Linked DNA regions of Homo sapiens: regions 1 and 2 are each linked to region 3. Evidence: chromatin loops called from intact Hi-C (ENCODE). Cell type or tissue: OCI-LY7. All regions are shown on one strand. Links, peaks and the distances in the headings refer to the core of each region. The heading gives the core; the rest is flanking DNA.

The links. A loop is a pair of places that touch in the nucleus more often than their neighbours do. Peaks named below come from ENCODE experiments on the same cell type or tissue, not always from the same donor. Only the 100,000 strongest peaks of a DNase experiment are listed, where the experiment ranks them.
Region 1: it touches region 3 in a loop (4-fold over the local background); 2 of 110 quality-filtered maps call a loop at or near these places.
Region 2: it touches region 3 in a loop (2.2-fold over the local background); 8 of 110 quality-filtered maps call a loop at or near these places.

Annotation. Positions count from the first base shown.
Region 1 is chr2:37,331,902-37,343,078 of GRCh38, reverse strand. It overlaps LOC124907754 (a long non-coding RNA gene), which reads left to right. Exons shown (of 2, transcript XR_007086284.1): 2 at 2,352-3,663. Among named protein-coding and RNA genes, the nearest start is that of QPCT, 7.1 kb to the left of the region's middle. In OCI-LY7, for the core only: no CTCF peak of the experiment used is centred there; DNase peaks (open chromatin) are centred at 3,948, 5,347 and 5,658; H3K4me3 peaks cover 3,989 bases; H3K27ac peaks cover 4,154 bases.
Region 2 is chr2:37,540,886-37,552,062 of GRCh38, reverse strand. No RefSeq gene overlaps it. Among named protein-coding and RNA genes, the nearest start is that of LINC03063, 16 kb to the left of the region's middle. In OCI-LY7, for the core only: a CTCF peak has its summit at 5,543 (motif pointing left); a DNase peak (open chromatin) is centred at 5,502.
Region 3 is chr2:37,651,225-37,660,203 of GRCh38, reverse strand. All of the region lies in intron 1 of CDC42EP3 (CDC42 effector protein 3), which reads left to right. Among named protein-coding and RNA genes, the nearest start is that of CDC42EP3, 16 kb to the left of the region's middle. RefSeq lists enhancers at 2,727-3,232, 3,679-3,798, 5,196-5,255, 5,923-6,132, 7,755-7,944. In OCI-LY7, for the core only: no CTCF peak of the experiment used is centred there; DNase peaks (open chromatin) are centred at 3,413, 5,073, 6,283, 7,943 and 1 weaker place; H3K4me3 peaks cover 4,888 bases; H3K27ac peaks cover 4,929 bases.

The DNA of each region.
Region 1 (11,177 bases), core at 2,724-7,723, 320 kb after region 3:
TTTGGTATCTACAGGAAGCAGACTCTGAGACAAGAGTTTAACATGCAGGATGTGTATTAGGGAGTGCCCTTGGGACAAACCCCTGTGGGAGGAAGAAGGGGAACAGGAGAGAACAGAGGGAGAAGTTAGCAGCAAAGCGGGCCCAACAACCTCACCCAACTCCATGGGAGTCCTGAAGCTGAAAAAGACGGTCAAAGTTGTCCCATACTGGGCCAAAATGTCTGGGGCCTTATCTCTGCACCTCCATGGAGTGATTTCCTGCAAGCGGCTTTCCAGCCAAAAGAGCTTGACTGCTAGAGGCTGTGGGCCAGCCGGCCTCCAACAGCTGGAGCAGGGTCCTTCCCTGGGGGCAGATCTGGGCAGCGCATCTCCTGTATCCACCACAAACGTATTGTATCTGGTACAAATCTAAAACATTCCACATAGCTAGTGAGACTGATTTCAATACATTGGTTTTTTTTTTACATGTAAGCTTTTCTGCCAACTTTCCAAGAATCTACAAATCCAACACCACTATGTATGTATCACTTCATTCCTTATGCATATCTTTTCTAGTGTCTTACACACTAAATACCCTTTTCCTTTCCTTCGCTCATTCTTTTCTCTCTTCCTTCATTTGGGAAACGTTTAGAAATACCTTATATCTGCTATTTTTGCCCTACTTCAACTTTTCCTTTCTTCAAACTCTTCCCATGGAAGATAACTAATGACTTTTCCATTTTAATTAAAGTTTCAGACCCTGTTTTTCATCATGGAAAAAATGTGTTGTATATACAGTGATAACACTGTTCTCAAGTGGAGAAATTTTTACCTCCATTATAGTATAGATTCCATACTGTGATGTGAAGGAAATGAAGGACCCAATTGCCAAAACAGATCTTCTCCATGAAGCTGCCATGGCAGGATGTTCCTACACCCAGTCCCACCTTTAAAGTGGCGCCATTAGATCAAAGTAGTAATGACCAGAAGGTTCTATTAAAACAATAGTTTTCAAAAGTGTGGTCCATGGATACTGGGGATTCCCCAAGACCCTCTTGGCTGTCTCCAAAGTCAAATCAACTTTTATAATAATACCAAAACAAGATTCATTTTTTCTACTGTATAGACTTTGCACTGATGTTGCAAAAGCAATGATGGGTAAAAATGCTGGCACCTTAGCAACTGTCAATACAGGACACAAAACTGTACTATTGAGGAGGAAAATCTATACTTGTAGTCATTGTGTTTTTCTTTCTTTCTTTCTTTTTGGAAGGAGTTTCACTCTTATTTCCCAGGCTAGAGTGCCATGGTGCCATCTCGGCTCACTACAACCTCTGCCTCCCAGGTTCAAGCGATTCTCCTATCTCAGCCTCCTGAGGAGATGGGATTACAGGCATGCACCACCATACCCTGCTAATTTTTGTATTTTTAGTAGAGACAGGGTTTCACCATGTTGGTCAGACTGGTCTCGAACTCCTGACCTCAGGTGATCTACCTGCCTCGGCCTCCCAAAGTGCTGGGATTGCAGACGTAAGCCACCATACCCAGCCATCTTAGTATTTTTCACTGCCACGCATAAAGAAAAAAAAAAAGAAGAGGACGATAAAAGAAAAGAAAAAGAGCCAGTTTCACTTAAGAATGTCATTGATGAAGTAATAAAATTGTTGTTTTACTGCCTTCTGAAGCTGTCTCTCCATGAAGCTAGATTTTAAATCTAGCAGGACAGAGTACAGGAGGAGAGAGAGCTCCTCACGTCTGCGTTTTCATCTCATGGAGACCACCAGCTCTGTGTGGACTCCTCCTACCTGCACTGCATCCTGGAAACTCTCAAAGCAGTAAGCTGGAGAAAACATCAGGCTCATCTCATTTCATTTTCCCTTTTCTCACCACTTTCCTGTGATACCTCTTTTCCAATATTTAAGCATCATTTTAAAAATTTTTATACACTTAGAGAGTACAGGAGCAGTTTTGGTACATGGATATACTGCATAGTGGACAAGTCTGGGCTTTTAGTGTAAGCATCACCTGAAAACATAGTATACATTTACCCATCAGGTAATTTCTCATCCCTCCTACCCTCCCACCCTTCCAAGTCTCCAATGTCTATTATTCAGCTCTTCATGTCATTGTGTACACATTATTTAGCTTCCACTTATAAGTGAGAACATGTGCTAGTTGAGCTGTTTCACTAAAGATAATGGCCTCCAGTTCCATCCATGTTGTTACAAAAGACAAAATTTTGTTATTTTTAATTGCTGGTAGTATTCCAGGGTGTGTGTGTGTGTGTGCGTGTGTGTGTGTGTGTGTGTGTGTGTGTGTGTGACGTTTTCTTTATCCAATCCATTGTGAATGTCATTTTTAATATATTTTAGGTGGGATGACAAATCCAGTTCCATCTTAACTGGAAGCACAAATTGAGAGTATGCAGCTCTTTATACTCACATGGGAAAATAAGACGTAGAAATCAAACACTTCTGCTGCACACCAAAGGGCAATTGTCTCAAAGAAAAGCATTTGTACCGTTGTTTCAGAAGTATAGTGGGCCGCAGTGGCTCACATCTGTAATCCCAACATTTTGGGAGGACAAAGCAGGTGGATCACTTGAGGTTAGGAGTTCAAGACCAGCCTGGCCAACAGGATAAAACCCCCATCTCTACTAAAAATACAAAAATTAGCTGGGAATGGTGGCAGGTGCCTGTAGTCACAGCTACTCCAGAGACTGAGGAAGGAGAATCACTTGAACCTGGGAAACAGAGTTTGCAGTGAGCAGAGATCACACCACTGCACTCCAGCCTGTGTGACAGAGAGAGACAGTCTCAAAAAAAGAAAAAGAGAGAGAGAGAGAAGCATAGTGAACTTGCTACTTTTTTCATGAAATTCCAATTTAATTGAAAGAACAATGACTGATAAATTATGATTATTCAGACTTGGATATTTGGCAGACATTTGAAGATGAATAAAGTGCGCCTATCCCTTGAAGGAAAATAACTGACACTGTTTGTTGCCAGTGATAAAACTGGATCTTTGCAGTAAAAATTGGAATTTTGGATAACTTGTATCTGCTACCATAAGCTTGATAGTTTCCTGATATGCAACAACTTTTATGACAAAATTGGTGATTTTAACAAATGTGATTATTTATTATATATAATGAAATGCTCAACATTTGGAATATCTGCATAACTCAGTGAAGCAATATTTTCCAAATGTTCAATTCATCATGTTACAAAGTCACAAAGAAAAGTTCCACTCAAAGTATAAGAGACACCCAGTGGATTTTAATGTAATGGAATAAAAACATGTATTTAGAAGCAGATTTTAAGTTGTACCTTTTATGACACTATCATTTGTTATGTTTTGATTTAATAATGAAGGAGATTATCCACAGTTATCTGAAGAGGCTATTAAAATACTCTTCCTTTTTCCTACTACATGTCCGTGTGGGGTCAAATTTTCTTCATGTACTTCAGCCAAAATAATATATCACAACAGGTGGAATGCATAAGCAAATATGGGAATCCAGTTGTCATCTAAAAAGTCAGAAATTAAAGAGATTTTTTTAAATGCCAATCTTCTCACTAAACTCTTTTTACTTTGGAAAATGTATTTTTTCATAAAACATGTGTCTTTAGATGCAATGACTTTATTCTTTTAAAATAAATCCATAATTAAGTATTTGTAAAATGCCTGTTCTAATTTTCAATACAATAAATATTGATAGACATGGTCCACATAAATGAAAGCTATTTGTGGTCCTCAATTACTGTTACTAATGCAAGGAGTTCTGAGACCAAAACATTAGAGAATCACTATGTTAAAACCATTCTACTTGAGAGAGACAGATGATAATACATTAAACCAATGCTTACAACTGTAGCTACACATGGAAATTATCTAGAAAGCCTTTTTTAGAAAATGGTGATGTCTGACTTCCACCCCCAGAGATTCTGATATGATTAGCCTGGTGTGTGGTCTGGGCGTCAGATCGCTTAAAAGCTCCCCAGGTGATTCTAACGTGCAGCCACGGCTGAGAATCATTGCATGAAGTCACACACTTTGAGAAATACATCAGCAAAAATCATATAATCAGATTAACTATAACATTAATAGTCATGTTGCATTGTAGTTATTTCATAAGGCCCTGAGGATAATAGCAAAAAAGATTGGGAAAGTGGCCCAGCCTTAGACAAATTATGAAGTAGGCAGCTTAAATTCAAACCCCCCAACTTTCTGGCCCCATGCAAGTCTAGTACTGAAGCACCCTGCCTTTTGTTCCTTTAATAGTCACAGAATGTAAAGAGTCCTACATTATATTCTTGTTTGAATCTGTCCGCCACCTCTTTCGATAGCAGAGTGAAAAATTAAAATATTTGCCTCTGCAGTCCAGTGTCAGATTTTTAGTGTTCCTTAGAAATCTCAGGAATCCAGATTTCCTGTAAATATTCCCAACTTCTTTCACCAGATCAGAGGTCGGGTGAAGGTGGCAATAAAAGCTAGGAGAAAAAAAACGTTCCTCTTCTTTGGTTTTCTGGCCTTCTCACTTCCCAGTCCTATTAAATAACATGCGCTGTCCTCTCGAAGAAGGACAGAGGAACAGTCCCCATAAACCCTGATTCCTTTCACAAACACTAATTATGCCCCTCAAACAAAATTCCTTTTATCCATTTAATAATTTATCATACTTTTGATCAGTTTTTCTCTGAGAGCTCTGAAAACCAAAAGTGTTCAAGGTCCAAAGAAATGAATCTCTAGTAAGAAATTTCAGTGCACTCAAGGAGATGAGAAGTAGAATCAAAGATGAAGAGAGTGGAGGTCACCTGGTGACCGTCAAGCCAGCCATCCAGAGGAAAAAACTCCTCGTCTGAGGAATTTAGAAGTAATTAGACTTCCCTGTTATCTAAAGCGGGCATCTGGTTCCAGGCTTCTTTCTCAAAAATTTATAAGTAACTAGAATTTCCATACATCTGCAGAATGTATGTATGTTGAAACTCATTGTGCAACACTTGCTGACATCAAGGCACCAAAATGCCTACAAATTTAACCATTTATCATGACCTATGTGGCTAATAGGGTCCAAATTACCATTAAACTCCCGCTTTAAGGTTCATAAACACGCCTAAGGGAAAATCCACCACAATTCCTCCCTTGCTGAGGTGCCCTGCTGCATTCTTTTGCAGCTTTCTTTCTATCTAGTAAAACTTTCCTTTTCAAACCTATACTGTTGTCAGTAAATTCTTCTCACCAATCTGCAAGTCAACCACCTTCCAATGCCGGAGCTCTGGCACCTAGCCCAGCAAAAGACAAAGACTCACACACAAAATTCATTCTTTACAGCTCACAGAATAGACAGCACTGATCTACACAGTACCTAAACTGCCTATGATGTGAAGTTACAAACAACTGATCGTTACAGGAAGCATCCATGCATATAATGTTTAAGTCTGTATATTTATAGAGGCATACATGTTGACATTTTATTCAAAAAATTTCATCTATGTTTAATTTTTCCATCTTGTGGGATCAGATAAGATAAAGCACCAATTTCATATATATATATATTTTTTTTTTTTTGAGACAGTTTCTTGCTCTGTCACCCAGGCTGTAGCATAGTGCTACACCCAGCACCCAGACTGCTGCACGATCTTGGCTCAGCGCAACCTCCGCCTCCAGGATTCAAGTGATTCTCACACATTAGCCTCTTGAGCAGCTGGGACTACAGGTGTGCGTGCAACACCACACCAAGCTAATTTTTGTATTTTTAGTAGAGACAGGGTTTCACCATGTTAGCCAGGCTGATCTCGATCTCCTAACTTCAAGCAATCCACCCACCTTGGCCTCCCAAAGTGCTGAAATTACAGGTATGAGCCACCGCACCCGGCCTTCTGCAACATATTAATGATAGAACATGAAAGGTAAAAAGCTGTTAGTTCAAGAATTTTTCATTCAGAGTTACTAAATTTTTATGGTGTAGGTTAAAAATATGATCAGAGATGTTAAGTGTGTCAATAATGTGTTTTTAAGACCTAATTCTATAAATAAGTATGATGAGAGATATTATTATTGTTATTATCCTCATTGTTAATGATAAAAAAGTTAAGGTACAAGGTTAAGTCATCTGTTCAAAGCCATGCAAAGCTGATTCATTTGCAGGCAGTGTACTTTTACTCTACCCTACAGGCTTTTATAGTTTCAGAGGAGAAAATTTAAGTAGCTATTAAAATCTAACTTTCAATAAGCTGAGGAAAGCTTTTACTGAAGTTAAAATCAGATACCATTGAAAGTATTTTATCTCTAGATTTTAAGTACAATATTCATTTTTGTATTTTTGTCTCCTTTAATCATATATCTAATATCATATCTATTAGTAGAAGGGGGAAAGGGAAATTTTTTTCAAAAAAATTAAATGCCAAAATGTAAACTAATATAACCTAAAGTCAAGACGAAGCCACTCAGTTGTCTTTTGCTCTGGGGTCATTTGTGGATTTTCTGCAGTGTTATATTCTACTTATCCATGTTTTAAAGATATGAAATTGTGATATTTTCCTACTGATCAGGCTACACAGACTGTTATCAGACAACTGAAAAAGCATCCTTTCTCTCAATCTTATAATGTTAATTGTGCTTGTTAATTAGTCTCTTTCTGGCTTTTCATGAAAGAACAGTCATTCTAAGAGTAATTTTCAAGTCTTACCAAACAAACAACACGAAAAAGTTTGCTTTTAAGACTCAGCTTAGGCCCATCAGTGTCAAGTAAGAGGAAGAAAGGCTCTAAAACCTCTTTCCACAGGGTCCAAAATAGAACATTAATTAAGCAAATAAAAATGACACATTCACAGAAAATAGCAACAGTTATTTAAAAAACAAGTTGGCTATGCCACACATAGCTATTAACAATAATAACAGTAGAAAGTTGCAACGTAACACCATAACTCAAATTCGGCCCTAAAACTACATATGCTCCTATAAATATCTAACTTTTGCTTAAATTTAGAATGAATTTATGCTGTTCGTTTTATTTTTATACGTGAAAACATTCACAAAGTATTTTGAATGTTTTAGTAATACTTAGTACAGATTGTGATCATAAAAAATCCTTTCAACACTACGGTTCACATATATGCTATTGTTCAGATTATAGTAAATTAGATGAACTAATCCATCCTCAATTTTAATGTTTGGGAAAGCATTTCAACAGAGCTCATGATTAGTAGCACCAGGCCAAGAGTATATCTAAATTTCCCTAAAAAAGAAGATTAAATTACTTAGCATAGAATTTTAGTAAGACTAATCCCCTTCTGTTACTGCCCAAACCTTGATCTTTTATGGTCTTCCCTCAGTAAATCACATACCTATTATGCAGAACACTAAAGTTTGAATTTACAGCTCTGTGAGAAAGGAAAAGAGATTAATTGCCTTTTATAATATCTTTGTTTCGTCCTCCAAAAAATTTCCTTCTAACAGTGTTAGATCTGTATTACAATCAGGAAGAAGCACAGTAGTAATTTTAGAAAGGGGACCAAAAGGAAATTTCATAAGCAAAAAGGAGGGGCCATAAGAGAACTGTACATCTTCATTCCACTCTGAGGCAAAATGGTCTTCTCTTGATTCTATTCTTTGATTAGAGAAAATGACCATCAATTAGAGAAACAAACTAATGTCTCAGACAGGAAATAAATGACATTAAAGACAAAGCCATAGGCCAGGCATGGTGGCTTACACCTGTAATCCCAGAACTTTGGGAGACCGAGGCAGGCGGATCATTTGAGGTCAGGAGTTCAAGACCAGCGTGGCTAAAATGGTGAGACCCCCGTCTCTTCCAAAAATATAAAAATTAGCCGGGTGTAATGGCGCATGCCTATAATCCCATCTACTCAGGAGGCTGAGGCAGGAGAATCATTTGAACCTGGGAGACGGAGGCTGTAGTGAGCGAAGATCGTGCCACTGCATTCTAGCCTGGGCTACAGAGCGAGACTCCATCTCAAAAAAAAAAAAAAGATTGAGCCATAGATAAAGAATGCAGTAACAATTATTATTCAGGATTTTTTTTTTTTTTTTGAGACGGAGTTTCGCTCTTGTTGCCCAGGCTGGAGTACAATGGCACAATCTCAGCTCACCACAACCTCCGCCTCCCAGGTTCCAGCGATTCTTCTGCCTCAGCCTCCCGAGTAGCTAGGATTACAGGCATGCGCCACCACACCCAGCTAATTTTGTATTTTTAGTAGAGATGGGGTTTCTCCATGTTGGTCAGGCTGGTCTCGAACTCCTGACCTCAGATGATCCTCTGTCTCGGCCTCCCAAAGTGCTGGGATTATAGGTGTGAGCCACTGTGCCTGGCCTATTCGTGATTTTTAGAGACTGAAAATATGAGGGAAACCTGGTAAAGTGGATAGACAATAGCCTAATTATAAAACTTCTCTGTGTGCTACAATTACATGTTAATCTTTATTCAATTATGCAGATAGCTACAGAATACTATTATTTTATAGTACACACATGCACACATCTTTAGCATATCCTTTGCAGGTGTAAAAAAATTATGATAATATAATCCTTAAATGGCAGGCACCTGGTAGTATAGTAAGTTCTTGAAAAATGTTGTGTCTAAAAACACATACCTTATGATTATAAAACCTAGTGCCTGCCACAAATATGGAGAAATATTTGATTCATTACAGTATGTAATGTACAGCCTAACCAGTAGGCTAACGACAAGCAGACAATGATCTTCCCTTGACCCTGATATCTCCTTTAATTATTACTCTTTCCCTTCACTTCCATTTTTTAATGTAATCTACACCATTAGTTCCCAAATGCCAGTTCCATATTAATGCCTGTCCATGATTATGCTTGCTCAGTTTGTTGCAAAAGGAGAACATTTTTTAAAATGTTGTTAATAAGGCAATTATATTTAATCAAAGTCTGATCTTTGATCTTACATTCTTCCTCCATATTTGGGAATAATCAGTTGTAGGTTCTTGGGTTTGTCTTTTATTGTCTTGCTCTCTTGTTGTTTCATTGTGGTAAAATACATACAACATAAAATTTGCCATCTTAACATTAAATACATTCAGTTCATTAAACACATTTACATTTTTCTGCAACCATCACTACAATCCACCTCTAGAATTATTTTCATGTTGCAAAACTGAAACTGCACCCATTAAACAATACCTCTACATTCTCTCTTCCCCCCAGCCTCTAGCAACCACCATTCTTCTTTCTGTCTCTGTGAATTTGACTATTCTAAGGACATACCTCACATAAGTGGAATTATACAGTATTTGTCTTTCTGAAACTGTCTTATTTCACTTAACATAATGTCTTGAAGGTTCACCCATGGTATAGCATGTCTCAGAATTTCCTTCCTTTTTAAGGCTGAATAATATTCTGTTTTATGTGTATACCACATTTTGCTTATCCACCCATCTGTTGATGGACACTTGGGTTGCTTCCACCTTTTGGCTATTCCTAATAATGCTTCTATGGAGATTTGTGTATAAATATCTCTTCAAGACCCTGCCTTCGATTCTTTTAGATATACACCCAGAAGTAGAATTGCCGAATCATATGGTAACCTTACTTTGAATTTTTTGAGGAATCACCATAGCAGCTGCACCATTTCACATTCCCACCAACAGTGCCTAAGAGTTTCAATCTCCCTACATCTTTGCTAACACCTGTTGTTTTCTGTCTTTTTTTCACAGTAGCTATCCTTATGAATGTGAGGAGATATCTCACTGTGGTTTTGATTTGCATTTCCCTAATGATTAGTGATGCTGAAGTGTTGCTTTGCTTCAGTGTTCTTAATTGGTAAAACAAGAAGTTGGCAACTTGCTTAGTCTCCATTTTTAAACAAATTTATGGGTTATTGATATCTGAAAATCTGAAAATCACCAGCGTACTCTCTATGTCCTCTTCTCATCTAAAAATTACCCCATCAATTCACTGCAGTCTGGCTTTGGCCCTCAATCTTCTCCTGACTTCTCTCATCAGAATTAACAAACTAACTTGTAATTGCCAAATAGAACGGACCTTCTTCAGTCTGTATGTAATTAGTGGAAAGTGCAGAGTCTCTGGGGCCAAACCTAAAGTCCCGCTTCCTTCAGCGGAGTAGGATCTCAACAAATGTAATTCCTGCTCCTGGACTTCCCTAAGGGAAATTTCATCCCTTCCCATAGTTTCATTCTCTACCCTATGCAATGATTCCCAAACCTCTAACACTCAACCATGTCAGTGGAGCATTAATACTGTTCAAGGCACTCTGCAATGGATATATGGATAAATTAACTATGGCTTCGGCGCTCCAGAAGCATGTGGTTTAGTAAGATAAATAGTTGCGCAATACAGTGTCACAGGTGCTATGAAGGAACATGCCAGGAGCACAAAGAAAGGAATAATGATTCCCATATGACCTGGAGTGGACAGGGAAGGTCTTACAGAGGAGAAACTTGAAGTGAATGAATATTGGAAGTACTTATCAGGTAGCAGAGGGGAGACAGCTATCACCACATGTATCAATTCTTAAAATTAACAGAAGAGAATATTTGAGGTAGGAAACCTTAGAACATCATTTCAGTGGACCAGGTGAGGGCTATTTAAGGCCTGAACTAGGAGACAGTGGAAAAGAAGAAAAGAGATACCATACAAGAAACATAATGGTATGAAATTGATGGGACTTGGTCACCAATTAGATCTAGAGAACAAGGGAAAAGAGTTTAGGCTGACTTAGTGGGTTCTGTCTTGGATAAATAGACGGTGGTACCATGCACTAAGATTGGAAATATAGGAAGAGGAACAGGTTACAAGGAAAAGATGAGTTCAATTAGGGACACTTGGAATTTGTGGTCTTTCTGTGGGACACTCAGGTGCTTATAGAAAGATCAAGGAGAGAGATGCAGATCTGTAAGACAGACATCGAAGCCCTATGTAGCAGATGCATTAGGTGCCCTGCCAGTATCCCTCCATACTCACCATTCCCATGCATGCCCTTTCAGGGGCTTCCAACAGCAAGCATCTGGGAGTCTTTGCCTGAGGGCTCCCGGCAGAACCCACTGGGTGGGCCTGCCAACTCCGAGACTAATGGTGTTAACAGGGAGTGTCTGCTAATAGATTTCTTTTTGGAGGTTATGAAGATGTTCTGAAATTACATAGTGGAGATGTGGCACAACTTTGTGAATACACTAAAAACCCAGCCAATT
Region 2 (11,177 bases), core at 3,187-8,186, 110 kb after region 3:
ACGGTTAGCTTCAGCAGTGGGAAAGCATCTCAATGTGCCATAAGATATCACAGATAGGAAATTCCCGAAACAAAGGAATGCATTTCTGATGCTGAGCAGGCAAAATAATGACATATGCCTATTGCAGAGTGTTTCCAGACTAAAGCTTCATCAAAACATTTTGAGATGTCATGCCTACAACATTTGTGATTTGGTCACCCTAATTTCCTTTTCACTAGCTTGCTGATGAAATAGAAATTGAGGCAGCAGCAATACCATAATCCATCGAACTTAGCATGCCATCAATTGCAAGTCATGCCATTATTTTCTGCATCACTAAAGAAATGCTGCCAAGTGTCCTATGATTTGTTAAAGGAAGAAGAAAACTCTCATGCAAACTTAAAGTAAGCACATCAAAGATTTTATTCAACTTGCTAATTATTAAGAGAACAAGCATAATATTAAACGAGTCCAAATGGGATTTGAGAAGTTGGGTGTATATATAGGTGATTTACTAGATTGTTGGGTTAAATTTGAAGAAAACAAAGCAAAAATCTGATTAATATCAGACAAAGCTATAGCCATATCATTGGGCTTATCCATTTCATGGGATAGAAATGATTTGCATTTCTACTGGACTAAATCTACAATCTAAACTCTACCTCTATAAAATTATAAAATAGCCAAATAGAAAATCAAACCTAGCACTGCACTAAAAATAAATCTCTCTTGTCTATTTCCAAGTTTGGGATAATATTTTGATAGCCTCGATGTTTTCATATTGCTTAAAGCTCTTTTGGGCTTATTTAGAATAGACTTTTAGCATATATCATGCTAAAACATACACTAAATAGAGAATTCTACATATCTACATTCAAAGTCTTATAATTTATTTTTCAACTCAGAATCATTAAAGTTTATAATTTTTCTGTGTATTTCTGTTCCTCATGCTATCAAGAGCATTGGTGATGCATTTCTTCTGAGGATTCCTCTCTTTTCTCTGGAATTTTCTTCCAAGAAGCTGACACCCATTCTGCAACTTTTGATGCTGGAACATCCTTGATTTTTTTCAGGTGTCAACAGAAGATTACAAGGCAAGGCCAACACTCACATTCCTTTCTCAAATGGTCTTAAATGTTTGGGGTTTTTTCGCACCTGTGGAGAGCTTATCCTTTAAATGGCTAAGTTTATGAATGTGCAGGCAATGACAACCACACCATTACTGCTTTCTGGCTGGCAGAGACCATAAGACACCATCAACTGTGAAGAGACATTCCAGTTTGAGAGCTGAGCTGCTATGGTGTAAAACGTGTGTTAGAATTGATGAACTATAGATAGTTGTAGATAGATAGATCTAAATATGTAGATAGGTTATGGTTTGACTTCGTATTACGTGAGTGGATTTTTCTTACCTGTGCAGGTATCAAAATATAGTGCCAGATGAGGCAGAGATTGCTAAATATTCCCAAGATACGTTTTCCCCTTCTTCGTTTTAATAAGGGAGCACTCTTCCCACTGGATTTTAGCAGGACAGTTGCTACCCAGCTAAATGTACATTTCACAGCATCCCTTGCATGAAGGGGTGGCCTTATAACTAAATTTTGGCAAACAGATAGAAGCAGAAGAGATATGTGCAACTTTCACATCTCATTTTTCAAAGAAAGCTTTCACTCCCCACTTCTTTTTTTGCCATTTCCTGTGTGTGTGAGCTGGAATAGAGACTTGGTGCTCCACAGAGGTGGTGAGGGGAGGATGCAATAGAAGAAATTATGTGACTGGATTAACCCATGGGGAAAAGCTTCCACTTGCCTTATTGCACAGGAGAGGAATATATTGTTTGAGTCAGCAGCCCAGCCCATACCCTACATTAATACATGAGGTCCTAGAGGGATGGTGGCTTTTCTAGAATAGTTTGACTTATCTTCTTGACTCAAAGGAAGGGACTCGGTAATTTTAGACTGAGGCAGAGCTGAGGATTTCTGGTGATTAGAAGTCCATACAACTTCACAGACCAAGTCAGCTCAAACTTGAAGTCAATTCAACTTAACCTGAATAATTCTTAAGCCCACCAGCTGTTAGTGCTGGAGAAAGGTTTTGTTTTGTTTTGTTTTGTTGTTTTGTTTTGTTTTACATTTGTCCTCAATTTTACCATTCCAATGGGCACATGCCATGTGATAGGAGCCCCAGGAAGGGCTTATACTTACTAGTCCTCAATTTTCAGTTCTCATGGTCAAAGCAGGCAAGAACTCAAGTCAGGCTATGGAAAGGAGAAGCAGTCAGCGAGAAACGAGAGTTGAGAAGGACTCCTCTGATAATGAAAACAGATCATTATAGAGCTGCAATTCATCCTCTAACTCACCCGGCACACAGCTGCCGTCCAGGGTGGCTGAAGGAAACATGGACAGTCAGCCCACCATGAATTGAGCTAAGATGCCCAATGGCTCACAAATAGGATCTGCAGGAGAACCTCAAGTCACCAGTGGGAGACCTTATTCACCACAGGGGACCCAGATGGGTCATGTGGAAATAGGACACACACACACACAACTCCTATTCAAGACAAGTTTTCTACTGAAATATAGAAATCAATTGGCCATGTATCTGGCCAAATAATTTCTCTTTTAGCTGTATGTCCTAGAGGAAATCTCGCATGTGTGTTCAGGGTCATGTAGATAAATATGTTCACTGTACCTTTGCTTATAACAGTAACAATGATAATTACAAATAATCTAATTGTCCATCAAAAGGGAACACTTAAACAAAATTTGGAATATTAATACAATAGATTACTACATAGAAGTTAAAATGAATGAGGTTTTTTAATTAACAAAGATCTCAAAAGCATGGCAACGAGTAAAAATAAATTTGCAGAACAAAACACATAGCATATAACTTATATAAATAAATGATATGTACGGTTTGCTGGTTAATTAATGCATAGTTAAAAAAATAAAGGATACATAGCAACTTCATGACAGTAATTACCTTCAGGAAGAGGTATATGACGCGGTTTGGGATGAACAAAGAGATTTCAACTTTCTCTATAATGTTATATTCCTTTTATTTTGAACATTGGGAGAAAATGGGAAAATATGCTACATTTGGTCATTCTGAGTAGTAGTGGGTAATTGGTACAACAGTGCCTGCTATGTTACTTTCTGCATTGTTTAGTTCTTTCAAAGCTTTTTAGAAAAGAAAGTTAAGTAAAGGAGGTAAGATTGGGGAGTATGTGTGAAGAAGGAGAATTTCAGCTTTTGCTCTGATATTTTTGTAATAGGATGTTGAATGGGATGTAACTGCTATTTTAAAATCCATAACTTAGGCCTAAAGCTGAGTAAGTACCAAGAAGTGCTAACGACCTTACTTTCTACAGAGAACAATCAACTTTGAAGGTCCAGATTCATCCTCTAGGGTATACAGAGAGGCAGATCGGCCCCACCTCAGTTTGCCCCTCATCTCTACCCAGCAGATAATGAGAGAAGCTCGAGCAAGTGGCAGATGGCTTGGGGGAAGTGCTGAGGCTGTCCCCTCCCTTGTCCTTCAGCCTTCATCACCCAGGAAATGTGATGGGGGTTTGGACTGGGAGAACCTGCCAGAACTGGAAACTGGCATCTCAGTCTGCTTGAGCACTGAACTTGGAGATACTGAGCCCATCCCAAGTGTGGCAGAGGAGAATTAGAGGGGAGGCACAGGAGGACTCTGGCATTTTTTCCTTTCTCAGCTGGGCTCAGTTCTCTGTTGCTGCCCCAGCAGCTCTTCTCCCTTGGATTCTTTTCCTCTTGTTCCTGGTTACAAATCGCAGCCAACTGGCTCCCAGAACCCTTTGCCCTGTTCAAAGACACAGGTCCTTTCCATTAACTAGTATTGGTGATATGGTTTGGCTGTGTCCCCACCCAAATCTCATCTTGAATTCCCACGTGTTGTGGGAGGGACTTGGTGGGAGGTAATTGAATCATGGGGGCAAGCCTTTCCCATGCTATTCTCATGATAGTGAATAAGTCTCATGAGATCTGATGGTTTTAAAAAGAGGAGTTCCTCTGCACAAGCTCTCTTTTCTCTTGTCTGCTGCCATGTGAAACGTGTCTTTCACCTTCCACCATGACTGTGAGGCCTTCCCAGCCACATGGAACCATAAGTCCAATAAATCTCCTTCTTTTGTAAATTGCCAGTCTCGGGAATGTCTTTATCAGCAGCATGAAAACGGACTAAAATGGTAAATTGGTACCAGTAGAGTGGGGCACTGCTGAAAAGATGCCCAAAAATGTGGGAGTGACTTTGGAACTGGGTAACAGGCAGAGACTGGAACAGTTTGGAGGGCTCAGAAGACAGGAAAATGTGGGAAAGTTTGGAACTTCCTAGAGACTCGTTGAACAGCTTTGACAAAAATGCTGATAGTGATATGAACAATAAGGTTCAGGCTGAGGTGGCCTCAGATGGAGATGAGGAACTTATTAGGAACTGGAGCAAAAGTGACTATTGTTATGTTTTAGCAAAGAGACTGGTGGCGTTTTGCTCCGCCCTAGAGATTTGTGGAACTTATGAACTTGAGAGAGATGATTTAGGGTATCTAGTGGAAGAAATTTCTTTTTTTTTTTTTTTTTATTATACTTTAAGTTTTAGGGTACATGTGCACATTGTGCAGGTTAGTTACATATGTATACATGTGCCATGCTGGTGCGCTGCACCCACTAACTCCTCATCTAGCATTAGGTATATCTCCCGATGCTATCCCTCCCCCCTCCCCCCACCCCACAACAGTCCCCAGAGTGTGATATTCCCCTTCCTGTGTCCATGTGACCTCATTGTTCAATTCCCACCTATGAGTGAGAATATGCGGTGTTTGGTTTTTTGTTCTTGTGATAGTTTACTGAGAATGATGATTTCCAATTTCATCCATGTCCCTACAAAGGAGCAAAGCACTCAAGAGGTGACTTAGGTGCTGTTGAGGGCATTCAGTTTTAAAAGGGAAACAGAGCATAAAAGTTTGGAAAATTTGCAGCCTGACAATGCAATAGAAAAGAAAATCCCATTTTCTGAGGAGAAATTCAAGCCAGCTGCAGAAATTTGCATAAGTAACAAGGAGCTGAATGTTAATCACTGAGACAATGGAAAAAAGGCCTCCAAGGCATGTCGGAGACCTTTGCGGCAGCCCCTCCCATCACACGCCTGGAGGTTTAGGAGGAAAATATGGTTTCATGGGCCAGGCCCAGGGTCCTTCTGTTTTGTGTAGTCTAGGGACTTGATGCCCTGCATCCCAGCCACCCCAGTTATGGCTAAAACGGCCCAAGGTACAACTTGGGCTGTTGCTTCAGAGGGTGGAAGCCCCAAGCATTGGCAGCTTCCATGTGGTGTTGAGCCTGCAGGTACACAGAAGTCAAGAACTGAGGTTTGAGAACCTCCACCTAGATTTCAGAAGACGTATGGAAACACCTGGATGCCCAGGCAGAAGTTTGCTGCAGGGGCAAGGCTGTCATGGAGAACCTCTGCTAGGGCAGTACAGAAGGGAAATGTCGGGTTGGAGTCCCCATACAGAGTCCCTACTGGGGCACCACCTAGTGGAGCTGTGAGAAGTGGGCCACTGTCCTCCAGACCCCAGAATGGTAGATCCACGAAAGCTTGCACCATGTGCCAGGAAAAGCCGCAGACACTCAATGCCAGCCCAAGAAAGCCGCAGGGAGGGAGGCTGTACCCTGCAAAGCCACAGGAGTGGAGCTGCCCAAGACCATGGGAACCCACCTCTTGCACCAGCTTAACCTGGATGTGAGACATGGAGTCAAACGACATCATTTTGGGGCTTTAAGGTTTGACTGTCCTGCTGGATTTCAGACTTGCATGGGGCCTGTGGCCCCTTTGTTTTGGCCAATGTCTCCTATTTAGAATGGCTGTATTTATCCAATGCCCATACCCCCATTGTATCTAGGAAGTAACTAACTTGCATTTGAGTTAACAGACTCACAGGTGGAAGGGACTTGCCTTGTCTCGGATGAGACTTTGAACTGTGGACTTTTGAGTTAATACTAAAATGAGTTAAGAATTTGGGGGACTGTTGGGAAGGCATGAATGGTTTTAAAATGTGAGGACATGAGATTTGGGAGAGGCCAGGGGTGGAATGTTATGGTTTGGCTGTGTCCCCACCCAAATCTCATCTTGAATTCCCACATGTTGTGGGAAGGAACCAATGGGAGGTAATTGAATCATGGAGGCAAGTCTTTCCCATGCTACTCTCATGACAGTGAATAAGTCTCAAGAGATCTGATGGTTTTAAAAAGAGGAGTTCCCACGAAGCTTGCAGTGAGCTGAGATCGTGCCGCTGCACTCTAGCCTGGGCGACAGAGCAAGACTCTGTCTCAAAAAAAAAAAAAAAAAGAGGAGTTCCCCTACACAAGCTCTCTTTTCACTTGTCTGCTACCATGTGAGATGTGCCTTTCACATTCCACCATGATTGTGAGGCCGTCTCAGCCACATGGAATTGTAAGTCCAATAAACCTCTTTCTTTTGTAAATTTTCCAGGCTGGGGTATGTCTTTATCAGCAGCATGAAAATGGACTAATACAGTTGGAAAGTTACCAAATCTGCAGAGTCTACGAAGTTTGGATTGGTGCAGTCCCTGGTCTGGAGGAAACCACTGGGAGTCCCCTTGTACTGCCTTTACTTCTTGTGGGTGAGAATGGGGTTTACTAAATCTCAACACATCATGGATTGGCTCTCCATGGCCCAGCATACCTCCACTAAGATTTCTTTCCAATAAAGTAGTGCCTGTCTACTTCTTGTGTGGATATTGAGTCTTTGGTGAATCAGCCAAAGCCAATTTGGTCCACACTCTTAGTTTTTTTTTTTTTTATGGTAAATCACAGAAGCCACCAAAGAAGTCTGTGGTGGAGAGGGTTGGCTAGCTACCATCAACCTCACTAGTAGGTTATAATTAAATCAAGGCTCAGATCTAGTATGCCAGACAGAGATGGTCTACATAAGAATCCATAAATATAGCAGACACAAACTAATCAGATGACCTACTCTGCAACTTGGGAAGTGACAGCTATCCTTTAGGTTCTCCATCCCTGTGTGACACATTCCTGCAGGAAGATGGCCACACACCCTAGGCAGGATTCTATTTCTTCTAGTCAGGATTATTCAAGCAGAAATCCTCTTAAACAAGTGGTTTTCAACTGGGGTGACTTTGCTCCCAGGGGATATTTGGCAATGTCTGGAAACATTTTTCATTGTCATGGGGAGAAAAAGGCAGTATGCTACTGGTGTATAGTGGGTAGAGGCCAGAAATGCTGTTAAACATCCTACAAGGCACAGGACAACACCCTTGCAACAAACGATTATCTTGCCCAAAATGTCAATAGTGCTGAGGTTGAGAAACCCTATCTGAAACCAATGGCTGGATACAGAAACAATTATGGAGCAAGCCTTTGGCACCATCTCAAAGGGGACAGGACAAACCTTGCCAGATTCTGAAACTCTATTCATGCAAGGGTAGAGACAGTGTCTTTAAAGTATTTTAGCCAATCTACATATATTGAATACTTTTAATTTCACCAGTAAGCCCCCTTTTCCATCATTTGTTATGCTAATTAACAAGTCACCAGTTTCACCAATTAAAAAAAAATTTTGACATTAGTGTGCTAGTTAGTAAAGCTTCATTGTTGATTAAGTTATGGATAGCAGCAGGCATGGGAATAGATTTAGAAAGTAGGAAATAATTTAGCCAAAATGTCAGGCCCCTGCAGGGAGGTCTCAGAACATAAGACTAGAGAGGTAGAATAGAGCAAGAAAAGGAGGACTTTAAATGTGCTCCTGGATCGCTTTTGCAGGAATTCTCCATAGAGACCATGAGCATGCAGTCAGCATTAAGTATTAAGTGCGGTTAACACTTCCCTTTCTGGCTCACTCGGATGGGTTTGAAATGACAGCAGAAAGAGGCACATTTTGCCCCATGTCATCATCCTGACTAGAATTAGACATATCTCCCTTACTTTTATAGAGCCGAATGATTCATTTCCTAAGTAGTTTATGTGATACTCTATTCTTTATTTGGCCAAATTCTACCTGAAGGGCTTCAAGAAAACATACATTTTCTAAATCACTAAAAATTTTATGCATTCTTCTATAGAACAAGCATTGAGTTTTACATATCCTGTAAAGGAAAAAGAGACAAAATGTGTATTTCTGTATTTAGACATGTAGGTATTACATTATAAATATATAAATGCTAAATATATACATTTTAGCTTATTTTTCTAAGTTGATAATAAAGGGACCAAAGCTGGTTATTAAATAAAGTTATTTAATCAGGGTTGGAAAACTAGCATAGAAGAATGAAAGTTTGGAACACATAAACAGTTTCTGAAAGTCAGACAAGAAATATGCTTCACATAAAAGTTGAAATTGATTGATATTACTTAATCAGAAAAAATCAGAACTTTCTAGCACATAAACTTACTAATCACTTTGTAAATAAGGGCTATAAATCATATACAACCTAGGGAATAAAAGTGAAATCATTCTGTTACAATTCAAATATATATCAGTGGGGAAGATTTTTAAAAGCCTTATACTAAACATTATTGTTTTCTCTAAGAATGAGAATGGTATCACTTATTTAAAAAAAAAATTTTAAGACAATGTATTCAAAAGCCAGACCAAATGAAGATTATAAAAACATTTTCAAAAGTTATAATTCATAAACACCATTGAGGATTTAGTGAGCTACAATTAAAGTGATTAAACAATTTAAAGAGTTTACTGAGGAATGCACCAAACGATTAAATACATTTTATGTGCTTCATAAACACCTGAGGCTACTCTATAGCATTCACTAATGAAGAAATAAATTCTGATCATTCCATTATGATAATTATAATGACTGAACATAAGAGATGGTATATACAAAATGGAGACAAGGGTTCTCTAAGGAACACAGATATTATTTTTTTAAGAATAATCATTTAACAAATAGGTGGTGCTTACTCTCAAAGCCTTTCACAAATATTGACTCATTCATTCTTCATAATCACTTGATTATGTAAAACACTATTATTATTTCCTTCTTAAAGATAAGAAAATCAAGGTTAAGTAAATTGTCTAAGGTCACAGAAAAAAGTTGTCACAAATCTCTGAGAAGCATTAAGTAGCTAAGAGTTCTAGAAAACGTCAAACTATGTTTAGATTAAGAAGAACATAATAGGTCTTCAATCTACTAGAGAATATATTTTAATGTAAACAGATTACGTAAGAAGACAATTACTTCATTCACTTTGGCTTTATCTTTTCCATCAAGAATGATCTTCCATCTGACAGAGCGAACAAACATAATTAGTAGGGAACTGAAGACCTAGATGCAAGGTAAATTTGAAAGGAAGCACCTAATCATGCTAAATGGAATCAGTTTTCTACACCCAGGTTAATTCCATTTCAGTAGGCTAAAATAACACTCAGGTGTGATTTTGATAACCCTGAGAAATCCTGAAGAGTAAGACATGAAGAACAAAGCGAAGATGAGCAGATGTCCTGACTTTCAAAAACAAGGAAAAAGTACTATTGCATCTTAGTAACTAACCTGGTAAATGTTAGTAAACAGGATCCATAAACAGAAGTTTATGAGCACTCAGAAAGGACACAGTGCCAGAAATCAGCAAGAGTTTCCGAAGAAAAAGACATGCCAAACTAACCTCTTTCCTATTAGGATCAGGGAAATAGAGGCAGGTCTTATGTATCCATGATCCCTACCTATGTCACTTAGGAGAGGAAATGTCTTGGAAAAGATAAGTGATGTATTCCATGGCATGTCATGAGCAAACAGCAAGGGTATCTTCCCACCTGCCTTTCTGATTGGAAAGTCAGATTTCTAAACTAGGTCATATTGCTTGAAAATTTCCTCCCACACTTGTAGCCCTCCAAATAGCCAAATTCAACATGATAGCCAATACAAGGAAAAATCAAGCTTGTGTGGGTGAGTAGGGGGAACAAGAGATAACAGGTGGTGTAGTCAGCACAAAGCAATATATTTTCTCCAAATAAATACAACCCCAGAATTTGGGGAACAATCGAGAGGGTGATAGTCTGTAAAACTAAAGCTAGTAGAACCAACTTAAAAATAAAATGTAATCTGCTGAAGAACTTCATCCAAATAAAGTTTGCAAATGTGTTTTTTTAAAAAAATCTAAAGAGAGTCTCAAAACTGATTAAGAAGCCAAAATGTCTCACACATAATCAAGGTTACCTGCTGATATCACTAATGGAAAGAAAGAGGCGATCAAATTAAATTTATTATCATCTGATGGAGGAAATTATGAGTTAACAGAAGGGTGGCAAGCCACATGGTGTCGAGAGAAAACAGAGCCAGAGAATAAGGATTTGGCTGGGTTTATCCAACATGGTCCAAAGTAGAGCGATATTGTCTCTGGCACTGACGACAATTTTTTGATAATATTTTGATGACTCTCCCTCTAGTCTTTTTTGTAAAGCATATTGCAAATACTTACATAATATTATCCTTTTGCTTAGCCTTACAATATAAGCATTTTCCCATATTATTAAAAACTGCTCACAGAAAGAATCGTATTGGCATAATATTCCTTGATGTAGAGATGCTATAATTTATTCAACTATTGCCTAATTTCTTAGTCGTTTGTAATTTTTTTATGATTGCCAATATTCTGCAAAAAATGCAAAACATTTGCTTGCTTTGTATTATTTTCTCAGGATAATTTCTGGAAATCAAATTACAGGGCCAACGGATACTGACATTTTAAAGCTCCTGACAAATATTACCAAACTGCTTTCCTCTGCTTTCTCTCTCATCGGTATCATTAGTCTTCAAAATGATTAAATCTTTGATAATTTGGAAGGTAAAATTATACCTCATTTTAATTCTTATCACTTAATGAGGCTGAACATTTTTCCATGTTTATTTGCCATTTGATTTTTCTCTTTTGCAAATTGTGTGTTTATGCCTTCTGTCTAGTTAGTTTTAGCAATTTTTCTTATGAATTTAAATGACCTCTATTTGGTAAAGAAATTAAGCACTTATTTGTCACACATATTGCCAATTATTTTTACCAGTTTTTCCTCTTAATTGCATAAGCTGTTTATGTTTTATATTTCTACATAATGAAAACATTTTTCTTTTCCTATGTTATCTCTTCTATGACTTTTTAATTTAAAAGCTGTCCTAATCCTCAGATTTAAAA
Region 3 (8,979 bases), core at 3,070-8,069:
AATAGAAGTGTTTATTTTGGCAATGAGAATAGTTTCCCCTCCACTCTGTATTTCAGTAGATAGTCTGGTCTCATTTGGGGAAAAGATAATGCCTTGTGTTTACATAGCACTGTAGATTTTAACACTCAGCTCTAACACCTGTGGTTATTATAAAGTTTGGGATGATTATCTCCATTTTACATGAAGGTAACTGGTACCCAGTGTATCAGGGCTTCTGCGTCTTACAGGGCTGGCTCATAGTTTTGGTCCAGCTCTTCCCCCGCTCAGGCCAGGAACAGCAGTGAGATAGCAGTTTCGTTGGCCCGTACAGTCGGTGTTTCATTTGGTTTGGTTTGGCAAATGTTTTGATAGGTTTATTTTTCCCCACATATCTGATCTGTGCCAGTCACACATTGATCTTCCAAACAACCCTTTTCTATAGACTGTCCATTGTAGTTTCTTGAGGTTTCCTTGTACATTTTAGGCCAAATGAGCCAAGTTCTCCCTTAACACATCTCCTTTTGAAAAGAGAAAAGAGCAAGTTCATTGTTTCTCCAGGGCCTCATTCTTTAAGTTTGATTTAAGTAGAGTCACTGAGTTTGAATTCAGAGGACTGTATTGTCAAATTTTCTTTGAGTCTTACCTAAGACACTATTTGCACATTGCATTCAGGGATAGGAGTCATATCTCTTTCAAACAGCATGTCCACAAATATTTGCCTTAAGATCTATATTTTTTATCTGTATATTTGCCAAAGATCTGTATGGTCCTGTAGAATTACTCTGGCTTGCATTGATACACTGTTAAATTATTACCCTGCATGGATAGGGGAAGGTTAAAATGGCTTACAGATGGAAAAATGAAAGCCTTTGCCACAAGAAAAGAGGAGACAGCTTCTTGTTACATGTTTGTTTTCTTCTGTAAGAATCATAGATTCCATCTTGCATTTTCAATAGAGCAGGCAGGGTTAAAGAGGAAGAGGCACAGCAATGTCTTTCAAGCTTTCTCATTTGTTTATCCATTCAACATTTTTTTCAATACCTGCTATGAATAAGATCTCCGTTCTCTCTCCCAGATTATAGCCTGATTGGGGAAGAGTTAAATAAGTAGTGGTAATAATCCAGTGTGATAGTTGCTAGGTTTGAGGTGTACACAGGACGCTATGGGAGCTTAGGATGCCATGGGGAACTGGCAGGAGATTCAGTTGCAAGTGTGGCAGGCCCCCCAGATTGCTGAAGTGGGCTTCACAAGCTATTTTATCTTATCTCCAAGCTGTAGCCTTAAAACCCTTGAAAGGTTTTAAAGCAGAGAGTGATAAGGTTACATGAGGATTCTAGGTACCTCACTCTGGTGTAGATTGGAAGATAAGGTGGAAGGACCGGGGAGGCAGGGAGGTAGGTGAAAGGCAAATGTCCTTGTGCAGGAGAAAGATCATGGGGGCCAGGAGTAAGGCTGATGGAGCAGGGATGAATGAGGAGAGACAGTCCAGACAGACTGATAGGACTATAGGACTTGATGTAGAGATGGAGGCGGGGAGAAGTGCTGGGATGATAGCTGGGTTTTGGAATTGAGTGACTTCTGCCATTTACCAGGAAAGCATAGTTTGGAAGGCAGATGCCTAAGGCAGGCAGGGGGAAGAAAGATGGCAAATCCCATTTGGGGCAAGGTTTATGAGTATTATATGGGACAAGGGAAGCAAAGTAGAGAAGTCTGGAATATAAGGGAAGGGAAAGGCCAATCAATGCTTTTCAAACTCTCTGGGAAGGGCCACTGTCTTTTTGTTTGTTTCCATTTCCAATCCATTGTACAATACTACTGTGCACAAGGAATATGGAGCTTGGGCCACACACAACCGCCATGCAAGCTCAACAGCATACAGCTCCCAAACTTGTCAATAGCCTATTCAGTAAGAAAAAAATCTGTTGGTCACATGCTTGATGTTAAGGCAATGTCAAAAAGATCTTGCTTCCAACTTCTGTTCTTATCTCATCATGGACTGTATGAACCCACTTTGAGTAGCACTGGTCTGGACTTAAGTAGATGCATGTGGGTTGAAGGTACTGACTTGGAAGTTATCCCTAGAGGTGGTATGTGATTGCCGGGGGAATTGTTGAGGAGTGGGGGATGGGCAGCAGCCATCCAACCCTATGAAAATGCCAACATTTAAGACAGGGGTTCAGACTTCTTCTGTAAGGGCTCAGTTAATACTTTGGGCTTTGAGAGCAACATACAGTCTCTGTCACAGGCTACTCAACTCTGACCTGATAGAGCAAAAGCACCTTTACTGGGATTTCTCAACTTCAGCACTACTGAGATTTGAGGCCAGATAATTCTTTGCTTTGGGGAGTTGTCCTGTACACTGTAGGATGTTTAGCAGCATTCCTGGCTTCTACCCACTAGATGCCAGGAGCACACCACCCCCAGTCACGAAAACCCACAATATTCCCAGACATTGCCAAATATCGCATAGGGAACAAATATCACCCTCAGTTGAGAACCCCACTGAGCTGTAGACAGTACATAAATGAATAGGCATAGGTGTGTTCTAATAAAACTTTATCTATAAAAACAGGCAGGGGGCCGGATTTGGCCGGCCTGTAGCTTGTAGACCCTTGACTTAAGGGATGGTCAGAAAGAAAACTAGAAGAGCTTATTCAGTAAGATTTGAGGGCCTTCTGTGTCCCCAGCTCAAGAGGAGGCTCTGTAAGTGATTCAGCATAAAAAGGAGGAGAGTTTTCCCAACAGGAACACTCATGTATAGCCCTTTTGCTTACTTTATTCTTTTTGAGCTCACCAGCCACCTGGAAATATCAGGCATTAAAACCACAAAACAGGAAAACAACAAATCACATAATACAAGCCCTCCACAACCCCTAAGAAAACCCCTAAGCAAAGCAGTAGCAAGGTTGGATTACGTGAGGTGCATTCGAGTAGACTTCCTCCAGGAAGGAAGTGCATCTGGAGCAGGTCTCAGAGGATGTTGTGAATAGAGGCTGATGGTAAGAAGGTGGGAGAGCTTTCCATGTAGGGAACACAAGGTTCTTAGTTTCAGGTTAGGAGGGAAATGAAGTGTCAGTTAGGAAGCTAGGGAGCTATTGTCCCCAGTGAAAGCCTGTGATTGTTCACTGTCGCATGCAATGGGCTTCCTCTGGGAAAAGAATGAACAGCACTTAACACGATTTTCTAAGAACAGGATGTTTGTTTTTCTCCTCGAGGATGGCGGGGGGCGGGGGGTGGGGGGGGGGCTTTGTTACTTTACAATTCAAATCTTTTGACGTTTACCACAAGTCAAATTCCTTTTGAGATTCTTGTTGACAATAGCAAAAATACTGAAAAGTCCTAGTGAGTTAGAGATGGAGGGACCAGTGTCTAGGACCCTTCTTCTCATTTTTGGCTTCTGACAAGGTCAGGTTAGCATCTCCACCTCTCATCCGTGTTGCGCTCTTGGTGTGTCATTTCCTCTTGGTGCTGTCAGACTTCAAGATACATAGTCTTCAGGTTGGCAGTCCTTGAGTTATCAAATCGGCAGTGGCTACAGAATGCAGCTATGGCTGGAATCCTAGCTCCTCCACATTTTGGGTGATTGACTGGAGACACAGGCTTCATCTAAGACTGCTTCCTAAGAGGTATGCTCTGAGCATTACATGCCTGCCTGGCCCACAGAAAGCACTCATGCTAGCTAGTACTCTTCACAGGTGTAAATTATTTAGAGAACAAAGCATTTCAGATTTGTCACTTTCCAGAGAGCCTCTGTAGACTTGCTCTAGGGTTTGGCCCCCGGGAGCAAGTCAACCTGGCTCTCATGATGGAAAGTCTAGCAGGGGTTATGGATTTAACACTTGTGAATTTGAAGTTCACTGTGGGCCATGTGTTGTGGGAGGCAAAAGATGAATAAGCTCATGCCCACAGAAGAGCTTTCAGCCTAGTTAGAGGGAAATCATTCAACAAATATATTTGTAGTAACACATATACAAATAACGCAAGGATGTTGGTAGTGGAAGTAGATTGAGAGTAGAATGACGACTACCAGATTCCACATATAGCCAGTGCTGGTATCATACAGAAAAGCCATGTTTCAGCCCATCCAAGGAACGTGGATTATTGTAGACAGCCCTAGCAGGGTGGCAGAATAGCATGGAAGTCCTGTATTTGTCCCTTTACCCCATCAGAGAACTTGAGAATGTGGCCTAAAGGCAAATGGCTAGGAACTTTGCCCTCCAAGGTAGTATGGGTTAAATGACCATAATCTGAATTTCTGGACAGTGTCAGCTTATTATTTGGGATCATTTGAAATTACCATTACCAGAACTGGAGTACTGCATAGAATAATTGCTGACTTAAATATTAATATTTTGTGAGCAACTGAGAGCAAGTTCCTTGCTTTTGAGCAGAGATTAGAATGAATATCCTGGCTGAATACTGCTGAAAACTTCAGAGTCAAGTTCTCTTCCTGTATTGATATTGTCCTTGCAGCATCACAGACCAAGTCAGATCCATTAGTTATGGAAACACGTGAGCAGTTCACAGCAATGGCCTTATCAGAGATTCACATCCATGAAACTAGAGTGCCTGCCTGGGTGCTTCTGACCAGCCCTGGTGCCATGTACAACACGTCCTGATAAATGAACCAGGCATGAGAGGACTTGCCCTCCTCCTGCCTTGTTGTAACTGCCAGAGTTCTATGTCCACATTGAGTCTTCCCCAGTAACTCATTTTTATAGGAAAAAAGGTCCTAATGGCCTCTGTTCAAAAGTGCAGACTTGGTGCTATGTGAGGTGGACCTTCTGTCTTCCAATTTTGCTTCTAAGAGATCTTTCAAATTAGATCCCATAAAAATGAGACGTGTACACAAATTAGCACTGAGTCTCACATATGGTATTTGTGGGTCTGTATATAATCAGGGTTGTAAAAGAACAATAAATTCAAGCTGTAGCTGAATCACAAATGAAAGTCCTTTAAAATAATGGAAGGTGAGATGTATCAGACTTTGAATGGGTCTTTAAAATACCGCCTGCTCGTTCTGGCTAAGTTCATTTGCATAACAGAGCTCAGCAGCTGGGGAGCCAGCTAATAGAGTTTCATAGTCTTGAAGCTTAGAGCTATGTCCTCAGTTTAGATGATATGGGGAGAGGGTAAGAATCTAAAAATAGAAAAGGCATCTTCTTATCTTCTCAAATGGGTGGAGTTAAACAGACTGAAAATATGAAAAGCATCCCCTTCGGGTTACTGGGTGCTTCTGGTTACACTGATTTCCGCCTTAGAAATTCAGCATTGAACTTAAATGAAAATCTAACACTATGGGGTTTTTTTCCCCTTCAATTTTAAAATTATTCAGAGAAGCACTCCTACAGAGGTTTGTAAAAGGATTGACATGAGCGTCCACATTGTAGTAATATTTTAGTGTTTCTGATCCCAAAGATTGGCTGGTCATTTCTATATTAGTAAGAAGACTGCCGTGTTCAAAGAGAAAGCTTCTTCAAGGGAAAGTCCGTGTGCGTTTTTCTATGGAAAAGTGACATGGGACTACAAGGAAATTGGCAGTGATCGTGTTCCCATACAGGAAACTCAGAATAAATGGGAACGTGAACACCTCCCTTCACGCACTGTCAGGGAGGCGCAGGGTAACCGCCCTCCCCTCTGTGAGAGCTTCATCCCATGGCCATACTTGCTGTCCCCTCCCCACCCCAGCCCATTCCATCTTTTGAGAAACCTGAGCTGTTACTTGGAGGAGCCAAAATCTTTCCTTGTAGTTTCTGCTTGGTAGCTCTAGGGCCTCCCAGAACAAGTTAATTCCTTTTCATTACAATTAAATGAATCCTTCAGATCCCTTAAGATTAGTTTTCTCTTTCTATGAGTTCTCTTTAAGCTGCTCTATTCCTTCAGCCTCTTCTCACATGTCCTAATCGAGCTCCTTCACTTCCTCCCATTTGCCTCCCTCTGAACATGCGGGGACATGTTCCAGGTAGCCTTTATCCCTTCTAAATGTGGAGCCTAGGATCATGTTCTGGGCGCTTGGCACAGTGGAATTATTATCTTCTGGTTGGCAGCAGAGAGACATAGCCCACAGATGGTTGGGGGTAGGGAGGCGGCGGAGGGTACTTGGCCGAGTCATCATCCTCCCCTAGGACTGTTGGTTCCAACATGCAGGAGGAGTCGCTGGATACTCTGGCATGGGGCTCAGATGGTGCAGTAGTGCAGTGGTGCCGTGACTGGCCGCATAGTGCGACTGTGCTGAGGCAAAGCGAAAAGTGATCAGAAGCTGGAATGTCCCTGAAGGATGTGACAACCGAGCCAGAAAGGGGAAGTCGGATGCAGGCTCACTTCCTGCAAGGAGGAGAAAAGAACAGAGCCGCAGGTCCCTGGGGGCAGTAGCACCCCTCAACCCACCTGCCCATTTTTATACATGTGTGTTTTAAATTAACACTGCAACCTGTTTTGCAGGATGCAATTTTTTTTTTTTTTTACTTTTTCTCTCCACTAAGAATTAATCTAAAAACAATTAGTAGGCAAACCAAACATTCCTTTAAAATAAATGGAATTTTAAAAATATCCCAACTCCTTGGTTCTTTTCAGAGTCCTGTAAGTTGCCAGTGCATCAACTCTAAGTAACTTAGGAGCTGATTTTTCTGTCTGTCATTTTTTAAAACCGCTTGATTTTCCCTTCCTCCTGGCTGCTGCCCTGTTTTGATATTTTCAGCATCATTCTGTTTGCCAAAAAGATGGTAAGAAATGAAGCAAAGCACCGCTTCAGTTTTTTTCTTAACCAAATTATTTATTACTGCTGTGATTATTTCTATCATTATCACTGTCATTTACGCTTCAGTCAGTCACAAGAAACTAGAATTGTCTAGCCTAGTGCAACCCGGCTCTCTTCCTTCCTTATAAAAACCAGGGCCGTAGCTTCCTCTCCGGTCCTTTTGTGTATTGAAACTCTTGGATTTCTCACACAACCTGTAAGGGAGCATGTCCGTTCTCAGCAGCACTGTGCCCACCTGTCTGCCTGCCACATGTGTTCTCTCTGACCTGCCACATGACTGACTGGCAAGCTGGACCCTTTTGTTGGCAAATCTTTTCTCTCTAGTGCCCCAGGAACTAGAGCATTTGTTTTTAAAGGAATCTAACTTCTGAGATGAATGTTATCTCCAGTGTTATCTATGAAGGGAAAGAGGAACAAACCATGATCCAAGAACTAGGAGAAAGTTTGTGGAACTAGAAAGAAACCAGGAATAATTGTGGGAAGTTCAAATTTCAGGGTCAAGGTTTTTGAGAAAGGGCTAACTATAAGAACCTTTGTCTGTCTTTTAAGATTTAGGTAAGATAGTGGGAGTAGAGAAATGCAAGAAAACTAGAGAGCCAGGCATGGTGAGGCTCATCTGTAAGCCTAGCTGCTCGGGAAGCTGAGGCAGGAGGATCACTTGAGGCCAGGAGTTCAAGACCAGCCTGGGCAACATGGCAAGACCCCTTGTTCTAAAAAAAAAAAAAATTGTTTTTAATTAGCTGGGAATGGTGTTGTGCACCTGTAGTCTCAGCTACTCAGGATGCTGGGGCAGGAGGATGGCTTGAGCCCAGGGTTTCGATGCTGCAGTGAGCTGTGATCATGCCACTGCACTCCAGCCTGGGTGACCACATGACTTGACCCTTGGTTGCAGGAAAGGGGTTCAAGATGAGGAAAGGACAGACACGAGTGAATGTGCTCAGCACCCTCAGATGGCTCAGTGCCCACAGGTTAATGCTGGTGTTGAGAGTTTTGACTGAGACAGAAAGCTAAAATTCTCTCATCTGGGTTGTGGAACACCCAGGAGGGCCCGCTCCCTAGTTGTAGTCTGGTAATTCGCTTCCGGCCTGTAAGCCTTTCCTGTTTAGCTCCTCCTTTTCTCTTTTCCCAGCATCCCTTCCTCCAAGCAGATCCTTCTTCCTTCTGGGCAGAACGCAAAGCCCTGGGGTTCCCCTGACTCATGCTGACTGTTCTGATGTGTTGGTCATTCACCAGCAGTCTCCTGGAACCCAGGTGTCTTCTATTTTCTTTTTTTTTTTTTTTTTTTTTTTTTTTGAGAGGGAGTCTTGCTCTGTCACCCAGGCTGGAGTGCAGTGGCACGATCTTGGCTCACTGCAAGCTCCGCCTCCCGGGTTCATGCCATTCTCCTGCCTCAGCCTCCCAAGTAGCTGGGACTACAGGCGCCTGCCACCAGGCCCGGCTAATTTTTTGTATTTTTAGTAGAGACGGGGTTTCACCGTGTTAGCCAGGATGGTCTTTATCTCCTGATCTTGTGATCTGCCCGCCTCGGCCTCCCAAAGTGCTGGGATTACAGGCTTGAGCCACCATGCCCGGCCCCAGGTGTCTTCTTAAAATGATGAGGAGGGATGGGATTTCAAGTCATGGCATATAGGCCCATTCCATCATCAAAGGTTATCTGTGTGTGTCACTAGTCACCCTTGCACAAGTTGCTGTCCTCACGGGCCCAGGCGATTCCACCTGCCTGCACTTCCCTCCTCGCTCATGCCCTGGCCAGCAGCTCCTCCTGCATCCTCTCCCACCTGTTGAATTTTCTCACTTTCCTTTCCGACTACAAATGTTTCTCTTCTGAGATCTCTTCCCTTTTACAAAGTACAGATCCATGCTGCCTCTTTGGTGAAGGCCTGATCACAGAAGCAAAAAGTGATCTGTCCCATAGCCAGGGTCAGGGGAGACGTGGCTCAGGCCTTTTGTGAAGTCTTCATATACCCACACACTGCCATTGCAGATGCTGCTTTTAGACACATTTTCCTGATGTTTGTGTTATGATCAGTAACTCATAGTAGGCTTTTCAGGACCTAACAGCCATGTATAAAATTGGCTCTCCAGGAAAGCCTAATCTGAGCCCTGCATACACATTTATATATTTGTGATTTAAAAAAAAATAGCCAGTTCATTAACATGATTTGAAAATCCAAAATCATAAAAGGATAGTGAAATTTCTTTGCCACCCTGTTCCCCTTCCATCTACTTCCCCTCTCTGTGGA